2 separate regions of the Homo sapiens genome follow, and region 1 is linked to region 2. A link is an interaction called in ENCODE POLR2A ChIA-PET data of the cell type or tissue named here. Cell type or tissue: OCI-LY7. All regions are shown on one strand. Links, peaks and the distances in the headings refer to the core of each region. The heading gives the core; the rest is flanking DNA.

Region 1 (2,824 bases), core at 99-2,598, 220 kb after region 2:
TTGCTTCATTTCTCTGCCCCCCCTTAATTTTTCTCAACAAGTAAACAAACTGAATACTGTAAAAATCAAATCCTAGGAAAAACCAGAACAATGACACTGCTTGATTCAAAGTCAGCTGACATTGAATGTATGTCTACTGCATCCCTAGACATATCTTGTATAATCCTCACCCAGGGAAATAAGTATTATTTATCTTCACCTTAAGTATGTGAAATCTGAAGTTTAGAGGACATTAAGTTACAAGTCCATGTTCACACAGCTAGAATGTCAAGAAGCCAGGAGTTATTTTCAGTGACTTTGTCCTTGATTCAGTTCCAGGGCTCATTTTCCAAGACTACATTTCTATGTCTTTTAAAGATTGATAGAGTCGGCAAGGCACAGTGGCTCACGCTTGTAATCCCAGCACTTTGGGAGGCCGAGGCGGGCAGATCATTTGAGGTAAGGAGTTCAAGAACAGCCTGGCCAATATGGTGAAAGCCCATCACTACTAAAAATACAAAAAAATTAGCCAGGCATGGTGGCATGCACCTGTAGTCCCAGCTACTTGGGAGGCTGAGGCAGGAGAATCGCTTGAACCCGGGAAGCAGAGGTTGCAATGAGCCAAGACCTTGCAATTGCACTCCAGCCTGGGCAACAGAGCGAGACTCTGTCTCAAAAAAAAAAAAAAAAAAAAAAAAAACAATATAGCAAGGCGTGGTGGCACATGCCTGTAATCCCAGCTACTCGGGAGGCTGAGGCAGGAGAATCGCTTGAACCCAGGAGGTGGAGGTTGCAGTAAGCCAAGATTGTGCCATTGCATGCCAGCCTGGGCAACAGAGTGAAACTCCATCTCAAAAAAAAAAAAAAAAAAAAGATAGAATCAAAGTTGATGACTTTTCCTGGTAATATTTCAGAGCATTAAAAAAATGTTTTAGTGATATATGTTAATTATATCTTACCTTTTAAGCTTGACATTCAAAATAAAATTTTAAATGTAGTTTACTGGCAGGTTTTTTTCCCCAATGGGAGGTGTTCTGGCGGTATTTGAATCTGAGTTGAAATCCTGTGTCTGGCTGTGTGATCATGAATTCATCACTTAACCTTTAGTGGCCTGTTTCTGAATCTGTAAAACAAGAATAAAAATAGTTACCTCCCAGGGTTGGATTTATTTATGCTGCAATTTATCCTTAGACATTATCTGTCTCTCTCAGTAGACTAAGAGCTTCTTTTAAGCATGAACTTTGTCCTCATCATCTATGTATCCTTCATTTATTTCATTGGGTTGTGCATATACTATTTGTTGAATAAATAAATTATTTATATGATTGCATTTGCCACATGTTAGGATCTCAATAAAAGTTTTATTTTCCTTTTTTCTTTTCTTTTTAAGGACTAATAAGGTGTTTATCAGAGAAGAGGTGAAAAACTGCTCAAATAATTTTAGGCACTGTAAACAAAAATGGAAGAGATACACAACTGTATCCTTTTTGATGGGGGCAAAGGAGTCTCTTCAAGTGATCCATATTGGTACAGGGAGATGTCTGAACAGGTGCATTATGACATGATGCCCACAAGCCCAGGTCATATAATGGAAAAGTCAATGTCCAGATTATCAAAGAATTAAGAGAGCACAATGGGCCATCTTCCATATGTTTCAGAAATGCTGAAGAAGTAGTTGAAGAATTGGTCTTGCCATTCTCTAGGAATCATGTTGCTGTCTAATTCATTTGGTTGCTGCTTCTTCACCTCTGTGAAGGTATTGAGACTGCATAGGGGACAAAAGAAGCCAAAGAAAAATGATTAAATACAAAAGGCGGCAAAATATTTGCTCATATTTTATACATAAGTAATATTGGAGGTCACACCTTTCCTGAGATCAGTCTGGATTCCAGGTCTGATTTTAGAGAGTACTAAAACATTTGCCCATAGGTATTAAATTATTCAAATAGAGGGTGCAAGAGGAGGCAGAAAAATGAAGGAAAGGGTACTAATTTGAGGGAATGAAACACTTAAGGACCTGGTTATGCCAGGTAGTAGTCACCTTGGGCCAGTAACTTCAGTTATTTATTTTCATGGCCATCTGTTTCCTCCCTGGAAAACTAGAGGAGAATGGGGGTTTGTTCAACTCTGGTGTCAAAATGTGTATGTGGTGGGGGGGAGGGATTTTATTTATTTTTTTTTGAGACAGTCTCACTCTGTCACCCAGGCTGCAGTGCAGTGGCTGATCTCAACTCACTGCAACCTCTGCCTCCGAGGCTCAAGCGATCCTCCCACCCCGGTTTCCTAAGAAGCTGGGACTAGAAGTGCACATGCAGCTAATTTTTGTATTTTTTGTAGAGACAGGGTCTCGAACTCCTGGGCTCAAGCAATCTACCTGCCTCAGCCTCCCAAAGTGCTGGGATGACAGGCATGAGCCACCGCACCCAGCCAATGTTTTTATAATATGATTTTTCTGCAACTGTATTTGCTGGAGAAAATCACACCACTGTGTTGACCAGTCATGATCACACATCAAGAGGACTGTCTTACATCTTTTCATCTCTTCTGTAACCTCCAACTTATCCCTACATTCTCACCTCTCAGCTTCACTTTCAACCAATGAATCTACCTCATCTTTCATCTAGAGCTATACTGTCCAATGGTAGCTACTAGCCACATGTAGCTATTTAAATTTAAATTAATTTAAATTAAAAATTCAGTGCCTGAGTTGCACTAACCGCATTGCAAATGTTAAACAGCCACATCTCCCCTTACTATCATACTGGACTGTGTAGATATAGGACATTTTCACCATCTCAGAAATTTCTATTGAACAGCACTGGTCTATTGTAGAAGAATCCCCTCG
Region 2 (2,824 bases), core at 79-2,578:
CTAGGTAACTGACTTTTGTGAAAGTCAGATTATAGATTCGTCAAGATCAGAGTAGCTACTAGGCCAAGCCTAGATGTTCCAGGGAATACTTTATGTTAAATTTTATGTTAAAATGTTTTAACATAAAATAGCTATAAACTTACTTATAAGTGGTGGTGAGAGGCTGAGGGGTGCTGTGGAAGCTGGAAAGATAGTTTTAATTTGCACTTTAGGCTTTTAAGAACCATATATTCTCATTGGAACTGACTCAAATACCATTTTAGTATTTATATAAGGAAAGTCTGAACAAAGTCATATTTATGCATTAATGTGCTTTACAATACCAAACGTAAACTTGCCTTGCAAAAGGCAAGATAATCTGTCATTCCACATATTTGAATACATGCTGCTGGTCAAATCATTCCACAGTTACTCCCTGACCCTGCTCTCCAGCGTAATAACCAACATAACAGCTCATGGAACAGTCCTTAAAAATAAAAGACTTTTATTTGCATGTGATCTCACCACTGGGCTCCAGCCTGTGTGACACAGCAAGACCCTGTCTCAAAAAAAAAGTCAGTCAGTCAGTGGGGGGGTCAGGGGAAAGTGTTGACTTTTACTTTTAAATAAAAGTAAGATCACTTGGTTTTCCTTCTTTCTTCATCCACATGCCCTCTCTGCTTAAATTTTTCTTATGACAGCCCCTTAAAGTGGTCATCTGGGCTCAGTTCATACTCTCCCATTAGCCAAGAAACAAAGCTGGCCCAACTGTGTGTGTTTCTGAGTTGCTCTAAAGTGATTCTCCAATGGTAAATGATAAAAGGCAAAAAAATCTTTAGATTTGTTTCTCTTTATCACAGCCATAGTTACCAGTGATGGAAGGTAAATTTTATTAAAGACATGAACTATTCTTTATGAAGTCATGCTCATTCTGTTCCAGTAACAGGTATTCTCCCAGGTGGGTGTGTGGGGTGGGGGGAAGGGGTAGAAGGGTATCTCAGGGCCCTGGTTGCCATGTCTAACTCGATCAGCGCCATCTCATCCCCATTCCCAAGATATCTTTTGCTTATGCTCCCGGGAGATATAGTGGCTAACAGAAGAATCCCAACTTTATCACTGATTAATTGTGTGATTTGAGTCACATTATTTATTCCTCTGAACCTCAATTTGTCATCTTTAGGCATTTACCCTGCGTACCTCACAGGGTCTTGGAAGGATTAAATAAGATTATGTGTGAAAAAATTTTTTTAATTTTTAAAAAATTTTTGTTGGTACAGAGTAGGTGTGTATATTTATAAGATACAGGAAATGTTTGATACAGGCATACTAATTTTTAAGTGAGAGATAGACATATGAAATATATTGCAGCAGTTGAATGTCTCATTAAAGCTCATGGCAAGAAGTATTCATGGATAAATGGTAGACTGTATTGCAATAATCACTGCTGTTCTAACATGCCCCAAATATGATAATATGTAGATGATGATAAGTTCTATGGACAAAAGTAAATCAGCAAAGGCATATAGGGAATGAGGGGTCGGACTGCAATATATATTGGTTGTCAAGGTCATCTTCACTAAAAGGTAACAAATGAAAAAATATGAGACCCTTCCTTCATGATTTTTATGTCATTTACTCATTCAGCCAGTATTTTTTAAATGCTTTTTATATGCCAAATATTGTTCTATGTTCTGGAACAAATAGAAGTGAATAAGTGGCCTGGCATGGTGGCTCATGCCTGTAATCCCAGCACTTTGGGAAGCTGAGGTGGGTGGATTCCTGGAGCCCAGGAGTTTGAGACAAGCCTGGGCAACATAGCAAAACCCTGTACCACAAAAAAATACAAAAAGCTAGCTGGGTATGATGGCATGCACCTGTAGTCCCAGCTACTGGGAGGTGGAGGTAGGAAGATCACTTGAACCAACGAGTTGAGACTGCAGTAAGCCATGATCTCACCATTGTGCTCCAGCCTGGGTGACAGAGCAAGACACTGTCTCAAAATAAATAAATAAATAAATATAAAAAGTGAATAAGTCAGCGGGGGGCCTGGGGAAGGTGTTGACCTAAGTAACTTTGAAAAATTGTGTTTTTACTGGAAACTGCAAGACTAAACAAAACTGTACTGTGCTTACTGTACTCTAGCTGGTGACTTTTCTCATGGGGGTATAGGCTAACAATTATGAAATTGCTGTACATATATACTAAGATTGAACAAGTGAGCAAATGGATGGTGCATGACAAGAACCAGATTTCTACCAGCTGGCATAGAAAGTTACAGATAAGCCACGAGGGAAGTCTAGAGTGAACCACATGGTACTGGACTAGATTCAGAGACATCAGTGTGAACTCATGTTTAGCTTATATAGATGCAGATGGTTTGATAGAGAAAAATTACAGTTATGTGCATATACATGGGTTGCTATAGACACACACACATATAAATATATTTCCTAATTCTCTCCACTGAGAGGGCCTGGAAGTAATGACAGGCTATTAGCGATCTTGATTTCTAATACCATTTTTCAATAAAAGGATCAGATGTTCTTGAAAAATTAACTGATTCTAAAGCTGGGGCGGGAAATATACAAGATAGGCCTGGAAGTGGAGAATCTTTTTTTTTTTTTTTTTTTTTTTTTTTTTTTTTTTTTTTTTGAGACAGGGTCTCACTCCCATCACCCAGGCGGGAATGCAGTGGCACGATCATGGCTCTTTGCAGCCTCAACCTCCTGGGCTCAAGCAATCCTTTCATCTAATTTTTCTATTTTTTTTGTAGAAATGAAGCCTCACTATGTTGCCCAGGCTGGTCTCAAACTCCTGGGTTCAAGTAATCCTCCTGCCTCAGCCA

What was found. ChIA-PET counts read pairs that join two places held together with the same protein. Peaks named below come from ENCODE experiments on the same cell type or tissue, not always from the same donor. Only the 100,000 strongest peaks of a DNase experiment are listed, where the experiment ranks them.
Region 1: POLR2A ChIA-PET joins it to region 2 with 5 read pairs; 4 of 35 experiments call an interaction of 5 or more read pairs at or near these places.

Annotation. Positions count from the first base shown.
Region 1 is chr3:181,835,377-181,838,200 of GRCh38, reverse strand. No RefSeq gene overlaps it. Among named protein-coding and RNA genes, the nearest start is that of LINC01206, 120 kb to the left of the region's middle. In OCI-LY7, for the core only: no CTCF peak of the experiment used is centred there; no DNase peak of the experiment used is centred there; H3K27ac peaks cover 182 bases.
Region 2 is chr3:182,055,207-182,058,030 of GRCh38, reverse strand. No RefSeq gene overlaps it. Among named protein-coding and RNA genes, the nearest start is that of LINC01206, 100 kb to the right of the region's middle. In OCI-LY7, for the core only: no CTCF peak of the experiment used is centred there; no DNase peak of the experiment used is centred there.